Linked DNA regions of Mus musculus: region 2 is linked to region 1. Evidence: chromatin contacts called from ENCODE Hi-C data. All regions are on one chromosome and are shown on one strand. The core of a region is the stretch at or near the end of the contact, and the rest is flanking DNA. Distances in the headings are between cores, read along the strand shown. Region 1 holds the start of Mei1 (meiotic double-stranded break formation protein 1). Region 2 holds the start of Smdt1 (single-pass membrane protein with aspartate rich tail 1).

Evidence for each region. Hi-C counts contacts between places; a loop is a spot of excess contacts on that map.
Region 2: a map of gastrocnemius shows a loop between it and region 1 (2.8-fold over the local background). The contact joins the promoter of Smdt1 here to the promoter of Mei1 in region 1. A Hi-C loop is called at or near these places in 1 of 37 maps with a recorded cell type or tissue (gastrocnemius).

The regions. Positions count from the first base shown.
Region 1 is chr15:82,066,340-82,073,747 of GRCm38, forward strand. It overlaps Mei1 (meiotic double-stranded break formation protein 1), which reads left to right and starts at 3,778. Exons shown (of 31, transcript NM_028897.3): 1 at 3,778-3,965; 2 at 5,543-5,666; 3 at 6,500-6,550. The coding sequence starts at 3,807. 4930407I10Rik (RIKEN cDNA 4930407I10 gene) reads left to right here. Exons shown (of 2, transcript NM_001166475.1): 2 at 1-199. The coding sequence ends at 103.
Region 2 is chr15:82,341,246-82,348,653 of GRCm38, forward strand. Smdt1 (single-pass membrane protein with aspartate rich tail 1) reads left to right here and starts at 4,801. Exons shown (of 3, transcript NM_026914.1): 1 at 4,801-5,024; 2 at 6,655-6,795. The coding sequence starts at 4,839. The coding sequence ends at 6,792. It overlaps Pheta2 (PH domain containing endocytic trafficking adaptor 2), which reads left to right. Exons shown (of 2, transcript NM_177391.4): 1 at 1-26; 2 at 1,814-4,465. The coding sequence starts at 2,037. The coding sequence ends at 2,816. It also overlaps the pseudogene n-R5s41.

The DNA.
Region 1 (7,408 bases), core at 2,528-5,027:
TGGAAACTCAATGGGGACACCCCACAATCCAGCCATCTCACAAAAGTTTGGTTTTATGAGGCACTTGAGATATTTTCTCAGACAGTATGGCCTTAAAAAGTAGGCCACAGGCTCAGAGTCCTTAGGACACGTCAGAGAAGGCATGCGACGGACCTGCTTAGTCTCAGAGCCTCTAATAAAATTGGTTATTTGGATCCTGCAGGATTGCAGATTCCTTTGGTATGTTGTCTGATTGTTCTCTTTTGGGATTTGTGTCCTCTGTGGACAGCATAGCCACTTCTACACTGTAGTTTTGAAGGTTAACAGAATGTAGGGCGATCCAATCTCATCTACAACCAACCCTTACCTTCTCAGCCCCTTTCCCAGGCTCCCAACTCCTCTTGATAGATCACACTGCAGTTTGTTTTTTTTTTTTCCCATGCCTTTGTCTTGCGTGATTCCCAAACTAATCCTGATTGAACTAGGATACTCAGCTCCAGTTGTTTGGAGGGTTGGTTAGTGCTCTTCATGACACACTGTTTTAGAGTTTTACTGCTGGGAACAGACACCATGGCCAATGCAAATCTTATAAAGGACAACATTTAATTGGGGCTGGCTTACAGGTTCAGAGGTCCAGTCCATTATCATCAAGGTGGGAGCATGGCAGCATCCAGGCAGGCATGGTGCAGGAGGAGCTGAGAGTTCTACATCTTCATCTGAAGGCTGCTAGCAGAATACTGACTTCCAAGCAGCTGGGATGAGGGTCTTGAAGCCCACATCCACAGTGACACACCTACTCTAACAGGGCCACACCTTCTAATAGTGCCACTCCCTGGAGTGAGTTTATACACACCATCACATATACTATTATCCAGTCTCATTATTACAAAAAGGGAGGTTTTCAAAGGCTGAGAAACCATTGAGCAAGAGGAGACATAAAGATTGTAAGACCAAAAATTGAGGAGGACCAGAGAGAAAGGTGTTTTTCTGGACCCAACAGGATACTATACTCATAGACTCATAGCAGCTGTGGTTGCTTGTACAAGAGCTGTGCAAGATCAAGCCAGTCTACATTCTAGCATGGGATGGGAAGGCATTCCTGGATCCCTCTGTTCCTGAAGGGCTGTGGGTACTTGATGACTTCCATGGGAGGGGGCGAGTCAGTTTTCTTTAAGGTGTAGCTCCTGATAGGTCAGGCATTCTCTAGTGGATGTCCCCATACCATATATGGGCAGTATCAACTGGAATCAAGGATTTATTTAAAAGCAATAAATAAGTAATTAATTAATTAATTAAATTAAAAAAAATCACAGAGCCAGGAATGGTGGTGCATGTCTTTAATTTCAGCAGTGGGTACCCAGAGGCAAGTAGATCTTTGTGAGTTCGAGGCCAGCATAGTCTATATCAGGCAGCTCACAGCTGTCAGTAACTAGTTCTGGGGCACTTGATGCCTCTTCTGACCTCTATGGACTCCTATAAGCACATGGTACTACAGTAGAGAGTAAGAAAGGACCAATCCTGAGTGACTTGATGATTTATTGAGTGATTTAGTTAAAGCAGTTGCTTGTGCTGCCTGTTAGCTAAGCAAGACCTCACTTGCTACCTGGGACAGAATGACCTGTAGGAGTAGCTGAAACAGATCTCTGAGTTCCAGGCCAGCCTGACTTACATAGTGAATGCTAGGCCAGCCAGGACTACATAGTGAGACCCTGTCTTTGGAAAGTGGGGAAAGCAAGGGGTGTTCAGTTTTGGAGTTTTGCTGCCCATAAACCAACTTCATGGAAAATCCAATCCACACTGCCTCAGTTCTATAATATCACCCACCACAATTTGTTGTATTAGCTCACTATGGGCGCATTCTGGAGCTAATTAAGTGTTAATCTTCAGAGGAAATCTTATGGCGCTTCTGCCTTGTGAGTGCTAAGCGAGTGCTGTACCGCTGAGCTATCTTTAGCCTCTACTCGCTTGATTCCTTATAAAAGCCATATGTGTTGACCAAAGGTCACATAGAAAATGTAATTTCAGCTATTTGGGAGGTAGAGTCGTGAGGCTCAAGAATTCAAGGCCATTCTCAAGTGCACCGAGTCCTCTACCTGTGGGGCAAGTGGACAGCGCCACCAGACAGAAGAACTGGTAAGGATGAGTGAGCCCAAACCCCACAAATCTTGGAATTGAGAGCCAGAAGGATGAGGCCACTCATTGCCTGCTCTCTGCTCTGGAACAAGTAACCAAGACAGCCTATTGAATCCATGGCCATTAGTCTCTTAGCATAAAAACCTGGAGTGCTCCAAGCTTATAAGTCACCTGGATAGGTCCCTTCCTGGGCATTCCTTCCCAGAAAAGGGGTTTAATCCCTGGTTCACCTTGAATAGGGTGAACGCGTTCACATCCACCATTAAGGCAGTTTGAGCAAGGATGAAACAAACCATCTCTTCGTCAGGGATTGCTGTGGAAGGGAGGCCTTGTCATAAAGAGCCGAAATCTCCTGGAGATGGCCTTCTCTCTCCCAGCTCCTCCCAACTCTCCCTGAACTCACTTGGGGCCAAACCGAGTTCCACCCCGGACCTGGGCTCTGCCTTCCAGTTCCTGCCTGGCATGCCCTAAGGGAAGCATGAATAAGGGACCTCCATTCCCATCAGTATCCCAGTGGCGCCTAGGAACACAGGAGACTGGGAACCACAGATATCATCCTCCATCCCGCCGAGGACCGTCGTTACAGACTGCGGTATGCCTCCCCCGAGCAGGCATGCTGGCCATGTGCCAGGCACCCCAACAGGAAGGCAAGATGCACCCCAGTTTATCTGATAAAACCAAAAAACTCCCAAAATCCCGTCACCCAGTTAAGTTTTAATATGTGTTCTGTTTGTTTTTTCCACCATCGCCTGCAGAATGTTCCTATAATAACGCATCTCTCTACCTCTACACTGTGGTAAGCGTGTAAAACAGTTTCCAGTGATCTCTACCTTCTGGTGTTGGTGCCTGGTGTAACACGCCGGCTCCTTGAATGTGATTTGGGCACTATTGACTCCCAACAGTTGGGGTACAGTGGAAATGATGGAGCAGTCCTGTCTCAGTCTTGGGAGAATCAGGAATTTAAGTCATCCTCAGCGGCATATCTTGTTTGAGACCAGCCTGAACTACATCAGAATCTACCCCCCCCCTTTTTTTGAGACAGGGTTTCTCTGTGTAGCCCTGGCTGTCCTGGAACTCACTCTGTAGACCAGGCTGGCCTCAAACTCAGCCTCTTCCTCCCAAGTGCTGGGATTAAAGGCATGTGCCACCACGCCTAGCTAGAACCTAACTCAAAATAAACAGAAGGGAGAGATGGCTCAGAGGTTTGTTCTTGCAGAGGATTTGGTTTTAGTTCCCAGCACCCAAATGGTGACTCTAAGCCTCCCCAACGCTAGCTCCAGGGGATCTGACTCCCTCTTCTGACCTCTGCAGACACCAGGCACTCACGTGGTGTACATACATACACACAGGTTAACACTCATACATAAAAAATTTAGTGAAAACAAAAAAGCAAATAATAGCAACATTTATTTTTTTTCTTTATCAAATCTGACAACTACTTTATAAACGCTTTGAGCACACATTCCTGATGAGGTCCACGCACAGTCCTTTTGGGTTTAGTTGCACACAATCCACAGTTCTAGCCTCCAACACTTTGCCTTGCAGTGGCTGCTCGCCCGCGCGTCGTCGGGGCGCAGGAGGCTCGCGCTCCTCCACGTGCGCTCGGAGCGCTCTTCCGACTGCGCTTGCGCAGAAGCGGCGCGGGAAAACCTGCGCTGCAGAGCCGGGGAGGCGAGGAGGTGGCTGCGGGGCAGATGACGGCTGCTGACCATCCCGCGTTTGGGAGAGATGAAGAAGCGGCGCTGCTCCTGGAGAGGACCCATCACCGGCACGATCCGCGCTGGCTGCTGCCCGTGTCCCCTCACGTCTGCATGGCCTGCGCGTTGGAACTGCTGCCGGAGCCCGGAGTGTCGGTGCGACCTAAACCCTCCCTCCTCCTCAAGGACCTGGTGTGGCTATTTCCCTCACCCTCCTCAGCAAGCCAGCTTCTCTGAACCAGGCACTCTTTTCCTGAAATGAAGCCCAAACCCGACCCGCTTCCTCAGGCTCGCCCTTCTCCCAGCCGCTGAGGCCATTGCTGTCCCCACCTTCAGTCTCGCCTGAGGCCCTCCGCCCTATCCTCTTCGCCCTACCCTCCTGAGGGCTCTGCCTGTCGCCTGCTGAGTCTCTAGTGAGCCTGTCCCTAGGTGCAGAGTCTGGAGGAGCCCCTGGATACCTCCAGGGCTCAGAGCTGCACACTCCACTCTCTGTTCCCTGCTCCCCACCAACCCTTCTGTTTGCTCTCCTCCATCTCTAGGTATTGAGCCCCAGCTCAGCTCCTCTGCTCCACTCCCTTTTAGCTCTAGTGAGGAAAAAAAAAAAAAAAATGGAGGAGAGACTGTTTTTAATCTTTGTGATGTCGGGAATGACAGGCAGAGGTTCCTGGCAGGCAGAAGTGGGGTGCATGGGAAGTCATTTTTGAAAAACAGAATTCTCTACATTTGCCTTAGCAGAGTTGCTTGTTTGGAGATCTCACTAGATAATCTATCCCAGAGTAGCCTTGGCCTCACAGAGATCCACCTGCCTCCGCCTCCCGAATGCTGGGATTAGAGGCTCACATTACCATGCCTACTGGTCCCTTCTCTCTTATTTATTTATTTATTTATTTATTTATTTATTTTTCGAGACAGGGTTTCTTTGTGTAGCCCTGGCTGTCCTGGAACTCACTCTGTAAACCAGGCCTGCCTCTGCCTCCCAAGTGCTGGGATTAAAGGCTGTGCACCACCACTGCCCGGCCCCCTCTCTCCTTTTGATCTGGTTCTGTCTTGAACATTTTTGCAGAGACTGTACTGGAGACTGACCAGTGTGAGGGTCTATACTGAATGGAAGGCTGTGTGTTCTCTGCCTACGGCTGAGGCTCATGAAGGGTTCCCAAGATCATTTCCCTAGACTGTTGAAGTGGACGGAGCACTAACCTTAGGCCATGCCTGTTTAGAGACCTTGGATTTGAGACCTTGGGGAAGTCTCTGAGCCTGTTTTTCTCATCCATAAAATGGGGATAATTCCTGGTTTTGATTGTGTTGCCAGCTTCTTGGGCTGAAATGTGTTGGTGGCACACACTTCGGAGATAGAGGCAGGGTGATTAATTCAAAGCCAGCCTCAACTACATAGTGAGTTTGAGGCCAGCCTGGGCTACATGAGACAAAAAAAAAAAAAGAAAAAAAAAAAAAGAGTGTCCCTCCTCCAAACGTATAGGTGAAAAAAAAGTGATTTGTAAACACAGTGCTATGTAAATGTAAACTAGAAACGTCAGTTTCTGTATACGTCCGTACAAATGCACGAATCTCCTGGTGTAAACGGTGTCTATCCTCTCCGCACGGAGGATGGCTGGCTCACAGTTTTAAGTGACTGTGGTAGTACTCTTGTGGTTATATTTGGGAGCTACAGTTGTCCGGGTTCAGAGTGAGCCTGCCTTGGTCACTGTTGAAAGTTTCTCTCCATTCACTCAAAGCTGGTGCGCAAGAAACATGTGGTGTTCTGCTTCCAAGATGCCCTGGTGAGGCACACCTCCTTGGTCGCTCAGCTGGTAGCTCAGGACCAGAGAGTCTGCATCCATTTTGTACGCGTGCTTTTCGGTGAGATCCAAAGGGGGAACTGGCGTGAACTGTGCGCGCGCGCGCACGCGCTCGGCGGAGCGTAGGTTTTAACCCGGGAGGACTTGGAAAGATGACTTAGATGTCCTGTATCGTTGTGGCAGTTTACTAACAAGTTGTTTGGTTATAATCATGGCAATATGGGTCCCCTCCCCTTTCTAAGCTACATGAATCATTTTATGGTAACCGTCCTTATCAGCTCTAAGAGGCTAGTGAAAGTGGAAAGGAACAGATGGAAAGTGGGCGATTGCTGTTGTACAGTTGAGATTCGGCTCAGGATGAGAGGCCTGGAATGGAGTCGGCTCGCCTTGGTTGTGATACCAATCAAGTCATTGTCCCTCTCCTTCCTTAGTTTCTTCAGGTGTAAAGTGAGGTGGCTCCCTCTTTGATTGCAGTGTATAGTGGGCCTCGCCCTCGTGGGGAGGATGGATAACCTCTTAGGGAGGATGGATAACCTTGTGGGGAGGATGGATAACATGCTCTGAGTGCTTCCCCATGTGGAGGCGTTCCAGGTTTACCAACTGCTGACCAGTGGGAGCCAGGATGACCTCAGGAGAAAACCAAGACTGCCAAATGTATTGTTAACCCTAGATGGGTCACAGACTCCAGGGCATACAGTCTGCTTGCCGCGAACTCGGACTGTCATCATTTAAGAGTTAGACTGGACACTGAGGACTCTAGGTGTGGTTGAGATCAGAACTGAGCAAGGGCATTGTTTAAAACGGCTGGGCTTAGAATTATCATTGCCTTTGTAAAACTGTATGCACTGAGACCGCACTGCTAATCATCCTATTCTTGCCTCCCTCTGCTCCAAGGACTGTTAAACAGTGTGGAAGATGGGAGTATGGCAGACCTCTGTATTGAAGGTAAGGTGTTCCTCCTGAAGCTGTGTATACCTACCATTCAAACTGGGGACTATTAGCCTGAATTGTAGCCCTGGCTACTGAGTGGCTACTGAAATTGCTCACTTAGGAACGTAGGAGGGAACTCAATGAGTTGATAACTGATTCTGTTTTTTCTCAGGCATCACCTCTTTGCTAAGTACTGCATTAAGCATTAGAGGTATGTCGATGCTAGGATGTGGCCAGGCTCACTAAGAATTCACAGTCTGCAGAGGAGACTGGTTGGTAAATTAGTGAGGGTAGATGAGCGCTTTTACAGAGAAGTGGATGACGGGCTGGGCATAGAGGTGTGTGCCGTGAATCCCAGCATTCTGTTGCAGAGGCAGGAGGATGTCTGTGAGTTTGAGGCCAGCCTGGTCTACATATTGAGTTTCAGGACAGCCAGGAATACATAGAGAGACCCTGTCTTTAAAAAGGAAAAGAAAGGTGCCTGGAGAGATGGCTTAGTGATTAAGAACACTGACTGTTTTTCCAGAGGTCCTGAGTTCAATTCCCAGCACCCATGTGGTGGCTCACAACCATCAGTAATGGGATCCGATGTCCTCTTATGGTGTGTCTGAAGACAGCAACAGTGTGCTTATATACAATAAATAAATAAACAAATCTTTAGAAACAAACAAACAAGGCATTGTCAACAAACACTTTTTGTTTTTGAGCCATGTGTGGTGCTCACGGCTATAATCTCAGGATTTGGGAGGTGGAGGCAGAAGTATCAGGAGTTCAAGGCCAATCTTGGCTACCTACCAAGTCTGAAGCCAACAGATAAAGAAACTGGGCTGGAGCGATAGCTTAGGGATTAAGTGCACATATCGCCCATGCAGA
Region 2 (7,408 bases), core at 3,551-6,050, 280 kb after region 1:
ACGGGCCAGGCCCTCGGGCGCCGGAGGTGAGAGCCGGTCAGGCGGGCTCCGGGAGGAGGTGACCAGGAGGGCGTGGCCGTGGACGTGGCTGGAAAGCCCGGGCGGGATCCAGGGGACCCAGGCACCAGCAGGGCTGCCGGAGGGAGAGACCGCGGCCGCAGGCGTGCGTGGACTCAGCCCCTCCTTGGGGCCCACAAAGGGCAGCGGCTAGAACAGCCTTCCTCTATTCCAGGCCTGCTTGCTTCTCTCTCTTTGGAGCCCTTCTTCCCCTCCCGCCTCCTGGCTACGTTTTTTATCACTCACTACTTGATTAATTCATTATTTATTTAATTGTATTTGCTTACGGAGTGTCTCTTTTGCTGGAAAGTAGATTTCAAGAGGACGGGGACCTAGTTTTGTCTACTGATGCATTCCTACAAATTCAGCAAGTCTGCACAGGGCTGATTATTGGCGATTTAACCACTCTAGATGTCCTGCAAATAGGGAGGGGAGGTGCGCGAAAGGGACAAAGCCAAATTCGATCTTTGGGTACATCAGTAATCAGGAGACTTCTCCCCAATATCGTGGTGACGGAAATCCCATAGGGACAGCCAGGAAATCTTAACTGCACTTAACTGACCTACCTAGCCCCAGGGAGCCCAGAATTACAGTCAAGAGACAGTGGGCCAAGACATACAGGGAACTTCAGTTGCCCTACGGGATGAGCAGATTATGAAAAGGAGGAGCGCTTCCGGCAAAAGGCTGCCCTTTTACTGGGGCCCTGAAGTTAGAACAGTTCTCACGTTCTCTGAGAACCCTTTTGCAGGCTCTCTGGAAACCATGTGGCTGAGCTGTGTGGTTAGATAAGAGGCCACCCTGTCCCCTTCTGTGACTCTGCTGATAAGTGTGTCACCAACAAGGCCCCACCTAGAAGTTATAAGACCAAGTGCTGACTCTTCCTCATATGACCCTTGCCAGTTCAGCTGTATAGGAACCTTGGAGCACCAGAATTTAGTGGCTATGTCTTCAGTGCCCCAGGACACACCGCTGGAGTTTACAGAGCCGGTCCCATTCACCCCTGGTCACCTCCTCCTTCCTCTGGTGCTCGTTGGTGTGATGTGGTTACCCCTAGGTGGTCTCGGTCACTGGCCTGTCCCTCCCCTGCCTCCATCTGGCTCTGAAATGTGGGCTGGATACCACTGGGGCTAGTAGGGGCTCAGGAAAGTCGTGGGCTCCCTGGAGGTTGAGCTTACACTTGCAGTGAGGGGCCCCATGTTTAGGATGTTTAAAGCACAAAAGTGTCTTTGGGCCTAGGGTCCCTTTCATCCCTCCCCAGGGGTTATTTCTTTGGGTTAAAAAAAAATGTCAAAAGGAATATCCAGGTTAGCCAGGGATATGGTATGACCCAGCCTGAAAGCCATGATTAAAAACTACAGCCATACCACCCTGAACACGACTGATCTTGTTTGATCTTGGAAGCTAAGCAGGGTCGGGCCTGGTTAGTATTCGGATGGGAGACCAACTGGGAATACTGGGTGCTGTATGCTTAAAACAAACAAACAAACAAACAAACGAACACCCAGAAGAGCTGGGGCTCCGTGTGCTCAGGGCTCCTGCCTTCAAAACCTAGCATGACAGAAGCTGAGCATGGGGTAGGTATGCAGGAAGAACTGGGCAGATGGGGACAGTCAGCTCAGAAGCTGAATTCAGATCAGACATCCTTGGCTACATAGTGAGTTCAAGAGCAGCCTGGGCTATGAGACTCTGTCTTCAAACAAACAAAGCACCATGTTGGGCTCTTCTCCTGATACAACTATTGTCTTTTTTGTTACAGTGTTTTGATGTCCAGGTTCTTTTTTTTTTTTTTTTTAAATTTTTTTGGTGACCCTTATAAGACTTTTGAGATGAAAGGCAAGGAAGACTAGTCCTTCAGCTGAAGTCTGAGAACTGCAGGAACATGGTCTGTAGGAGCCACAGGACTGGGCTGCTGGTCTTCTGAGCTGGGTCCTTCCCTGCGGGTGCTACCATCTCTCTATCTCACTGTTCTCGTGGGAGCCATGAAGCTGAACAAGAGGAGTGTGGCCCACTATGCGCTGAGTGATTCTCCGGCAGACCACACTGGCTTTCTGCGTAGTTGGGGAGGACCAGGTTCCCCACCCACTCCCAGTGGCACTGGCCGAAGATACTGGTTTGTTCTCAAGGGCAATCTGCTATTCTCTTTCGAGACTAGAGAGAGCCGGGTCCCGCTGAGTCTTGTGGTATTGGAAGGCTGCACGGTGGAGCTGGCCGAGGCTCCTGTACCCGAGGAGTTCGCCTTCGCTATTCGCTTTGATGCCCCTGGAGTGCGCCCACACCTGCTGGCAGCAGATGGGCAGGCTGCCCAAGAGGCATGGGTGAAGGCACTGTCCCGAGCCAGCTTTGGCTACATGCGACTTGTGGTGCGAGAATTGGAGAGCCAGTTGCAGGATGCCCGTCAGAGCCTGGCCTTGCATCGCTGTGCATCCCAGAGGGCTGTTGCCAATTGTAGTAAATCTCAGGCTCCTGACCACCGAGCTCCAGACCCTGAGAACGGCCACTTTCTCCCCAGGGACCGCAGTTCCATTGGTACTGTGGAAGAAAGGGGGATCCGGCCAATAGGTCGGGATTTGACCGAGTGGGAGTTACAGGGCCCTGCTAGCCTCCTCCTAAGCATGGGACAGAGCCCCGTGTCCCCTGAGAGCTCCTGTTTCTCTACCCTGCATGACTGGTATGGGAAGGAGATCATGGAGCTGAGGCGAGGGTGGCAGCAAAGGGCAAAAGGAAGCCAGACAGAGAACAAGTCACAGAATAGGCCCTGAGCCAGAGCCCTTTAAGCTATGGCCCTGTCCTGCTGGTCAGGATGCCGGGGTCAGAACGTCAGGGGTTAAATATTTACTCATTTACCAGGTTGCTCTGTGTGTGTGTGTGTGTGTTCCCCTGCTCTGTAGACTTTCTCTAGCTTCCAGATCCTCCCCTCTCGCTGGCATGAACTGAAGAATCATGGCTCCCTACTTATTTTCTGAGGTCTAGAAAGGCCAGGTGGTTGATGGGAAGATAATATAATTCAGGAAGTGGGGCTCTGCTCTCTAGCCATAAAGTCCAACACAAGAAGTCTTGGGCATCTCCATGCCAGAGGTGACAGGAAGTGGCTTGAAGACTGACATCGTTGTAGCTTGGGCAGGGCTCTCTGTAGGAGAAGGTCTTTAGGTGCTAAAGAGGGATTTGTTCTCTCTCCCGCTGCTGCCCTGTCCATGTATAGTGCTGGACATTGCCCGCAGGGAGGCAGGCAGCCTTTTATATAGAAGACCTGACCTGTCGTCATGGCAACTTGTAGGGACTCTTGTTACCTAGCCCGCTTGTTCCTAAGGCTTGTCTGCTGAGGGCTCTCATAGCTACTCTGTCCCGTGTCATTCCAAGTATCTTTTTCTTTAGCTCTAAGGTCAGATGGCTAGGTCTACAGAGCCAGAAACCAGGCCCGTCTGTCCCCTTTATATAGATGTAGTGACAGTGGCTGTGGCTCAATAGAGATGTATACCGTTCCCAAACAAAATTGGACTCTTCCTGACCTCCCTCCTTTCCCTATCTGGGGCCTTGGGCCAGCCTGACCCAAATCCAACAAGGCCTAAAGGCTGGATTTTGCCTCCAGGAGACTGAGTTCCATGGTTCCTCTGGTCAGGGCTATGTTTCTCAAGCCTGCTTGTAACCTCATAGCCAGCTGCCCTCACTGTACACACAGGTACCTTTGCTAAGTTTCTTGTCACAGTAGTTAGTGTTTGCTCTTTTAATAGTTTTGGTTTTTGGAGACCAAGTCTTTGTAGCCCACGCAGGTCTGGAACTCCTTAGCATGGCAATCTGCTGGGATTATAGATAGGAGTGCCACACCTCACTTGGTTTTGGTGTTTGTTTTGCAGCAGGACCTGGTGGAAGGCCTGTTAGCCTCCCCTCCCCCCTTCCCTTTATAACCAGAACGGTAAAGTTCCCCGGTTGGTAGCAAAGAGGTGGAGGAGGATCAGGAGTTCAAAAGCATCCTTGACAACACCGCGAGTTTTTTGGCTAGATTGGGCTATGTGTGAGACCCTCTCAGAAAGTTAATTTTGGTTATTACAATCAACGTGTTTACAAATGAAGAATCAGGAGCCTGAGTTGCAAAGCTGGTGTCTGAGGCTAACAATTGAGTCCAAGAACCTGGCTTGGTGGTATGACCTCCATCAGGCCAATCCGTCTATTTGTTTGTTCCCTAGATCTGTAGGGGAAGCCCGCTGTCCACTGCACCCATTGTACCAATGTCCACAGAAACCATGAGCTATTTATTGTTAACTTGATTTTTTTCGCCGCACTACGTAGCTCCGGCTGTCCTGGAACTTACTGGATTTGAACTCACAGAGATCCTCCTGCCTCTGCATCCCAAGTAGTGTAAGATTAAAGGTGTGCGCCACTTCGCCCAGCTTTTTGTTAACTTTTTGTTACCTTAAAAAAAAAAAAAAAATATATATATATATATATATATATATATATATAAATTCAGATACCAAGTAGAGTTTTTCATTACACATTCTGGTTCCTTAATTCAAGTCTTCCCGAGGTGAGGGGCGGGAACACCTACAAAGGGAGCCCTGGCGGCCCCGCCCTCTGGAGTCCGGGAGGGGCGTCCTTCTCCTGACGTCACTACGTCGTCCGGGCGCCGAGGACTTTCCCACCGGCATACGAATGCGTGCTCTGCGCAGGCGGGAGGGCGGTGCTTCCCGTGTGTGTCACGAGTCTCGCGAGTTTTGGAGAAAGTTTCTGCCAGAGGCCGCCTTGGATGCGTGGGGTGTGGCTCCCGGCGAGGGGCGGAGCTGGAGATGGCGTCCACGGCGGCTCGGCGGCTGGCCTGGGTTGCAGTTCGACCCGGGGCTCTCTGGAGCGGGCCGAGGGGGAGGAGAGGTGGCGATGTCTACACCGTACCGGGCAGCTCAGGTCTCAGCCAGGTACCGTCGAGGTCAGTCATCGTCACTCGCAGCGGCGCCATTTTGCCCAAGCCGGTGAAAGTGAGTGTCTGTCTTGAGGCGGGACGAAGGGATTGAGGCCGGTGATTGGGGGAGTGCATGTGACCTGTCCTGATTGACAGGCGCAGAGGCCAATCATAGTATTGGCATAGACTGGGGACCGGACATAGGACTCAATTTGTGCAGCTGGGTTTTGCTGACTTTGACAGGTGGAGGAAAATGTTTCCATAAAACTCACTGTTAAGCTGGGTTCCTGGACACAGAAGCTGGAAGGCAGCAGCGAAATGTGCAATTTCTTATCTTGAGGGACATAATGACCTATTTCTTCAGGGTCAGAAGAAAGGCTTTGTGTCGATTTATACAAGTCATGCAATCTCTGCCTCAAAGGTGATGGGATAAAACAATCCTGAGAGCTGGAGAGATGGCTCAGAGCTTAGGAACTCTGCTCTTCCAGAGGACCCAGGTTTAACTCCCATCACCACAGGACAGCTACAACTATCAGTAACTTCAAGATCTGACATCTTCGCATAGTCATACACGAGGAGGCAAAATACCAATGCACATAGAATAAATTACTGAAAGAGTGGGAAGGGAATGCGGAAGTAATATACTTAGTAAAAAGGAAATGAAGGAGAACGGATAGGGGGATGTGGGAGCAGGACCTTCTGTGCTGAGGAATGTGTAGGTTTTACAGATGAAGTCAGGGCAGAGCCCTGAAGCCAGCATCCAAAGCTAGGAGTTAGGTCTTGACAACCAGAGACCACATCCTGGTTTTTCCATACTTGAACTCTTGTCACTTGCCCTCGGTACCCCAAAGGAAAAATGGGAAGTCTCTTATACCAAAGGTGTGCTTTTTGACGGCATGGCCGTATGGAGTCGAAGGGAAAACAAAAGTCTTTAGAGCAAGCCTGAGCGGTAGCAGTTGACCCCAGTCAGGGTTCCAGCGAGAAGCAAAAATGTGCAGCTGCTGTATAAAAAGTCACAGCTAGGGGAAGCAGGAAGCTAATACCGGTGAAATCTCATTGGCATTCCTTCCGTCCATGTTGCCTTTGCGAGCTTTTAACATTAATTGTGAAGCAAGGTTGCTCAGCAGCAGGAGCCAGCTAAAAGAGAAGGAGGTGAGAGGCCCCATCAGTGCACACACCTCCTCCTAACTCGAGTTTTATTTATGTGTATGCATGTTTTGCCTGCATGTATGTCTGTGTAGCACTTAAGTGCCACATGCCCACAAATGCTAGAAGAGACTGTGCCATATTGGAGCTGGAGTTACTTGCGTGTGAGAGGCCACGTGGGTGCTGAGAACCAGGTCCTGTAGAAGTGCTGTCAGTGCTCCTCACCACTGGGCCATCCCTCCAGCCCCGGAACTCACTTTTGGGTGGAGAGAGCTGGTTAGAGCCCAGCCAGCCTAGTGTTCTCACCTAACTTTGTATGGTTCTTGCAAGGAATTAGGTTTGGCCCCTAATTTTGAGTTGCTTAGTTTCCTAAATTTAGTTTAGCTTTATGTTTTTCTTTCTGATATCCATTTTGGTGGCCATAAAACTCACTTTGTCTCTTCGTTGCTCTGAGTTTCTTCAAAGACTTTAAAAATCGAGTGGTGTGGGGATCAGTAGTCCATTGGAGGCTTGGGCGCAGCCACTGGTCTCCCGGAGTGCACCCATTCTTCTCTCTGCAGATGTCCTTTGGTCTTCTCCGAGTGTTCTCCATTGTGATCCCCTTTCTCTATGTCGGGACACTCATCAGCAAGAACTTCGCTGCTCTGCTTGAGGAACATGACATTTTTGTCCCAGAGGATGACGACGACGACGATTAACAGGTAATCCTTGCCCTTCTTGTAAATGGGCAGAAGCAGCAGGCGGATGATCTGCTCTGTGGTGCTCTGGCCTGCGGCACCATCTGAACCCTCAGGGCAGGAGCAGCAGTGGGTTCACCACTCGAGACTTACTCTCTCTCATGTTGGATGACTTACACTCCCACTAGGTTAAGGTCCTCAGTGGCCTTCTCATTGTCCTTGATGGACTTCAGTCAACTGACATTCTCTTAATGTGCTTTTTATTTCATGAAGTCATGCAATCTCTGCCTCAGAGATGGAGGGATAAAACAGCAAATGATGGAGGAGAGGAAAGGGAATGCAGAAGATACCAGTAAGGAGATGGGCAAAGGGTGATCCAGGAAGGCATACCACAGGAACTCTCACTTCCTACTTTACATTGTTAAAGCTGCTTTGTATGGTTTCTCCTCCTCCCCCGCTGTTTCTTGAGTTACCCACATCCTTACCCATCTCCAAGTATTGGCCCATCCTCCTTCCACCGTGTAATCCTGTCATCTTCCTTTACCCTATTTGGAAGTGACTGCTGCTAAAGCCTGGTGTGGGATCTTGAGCTTTTGTGATCCCAGCACTGCAGAAGTAGAGGCACAGCTCAGGGGTT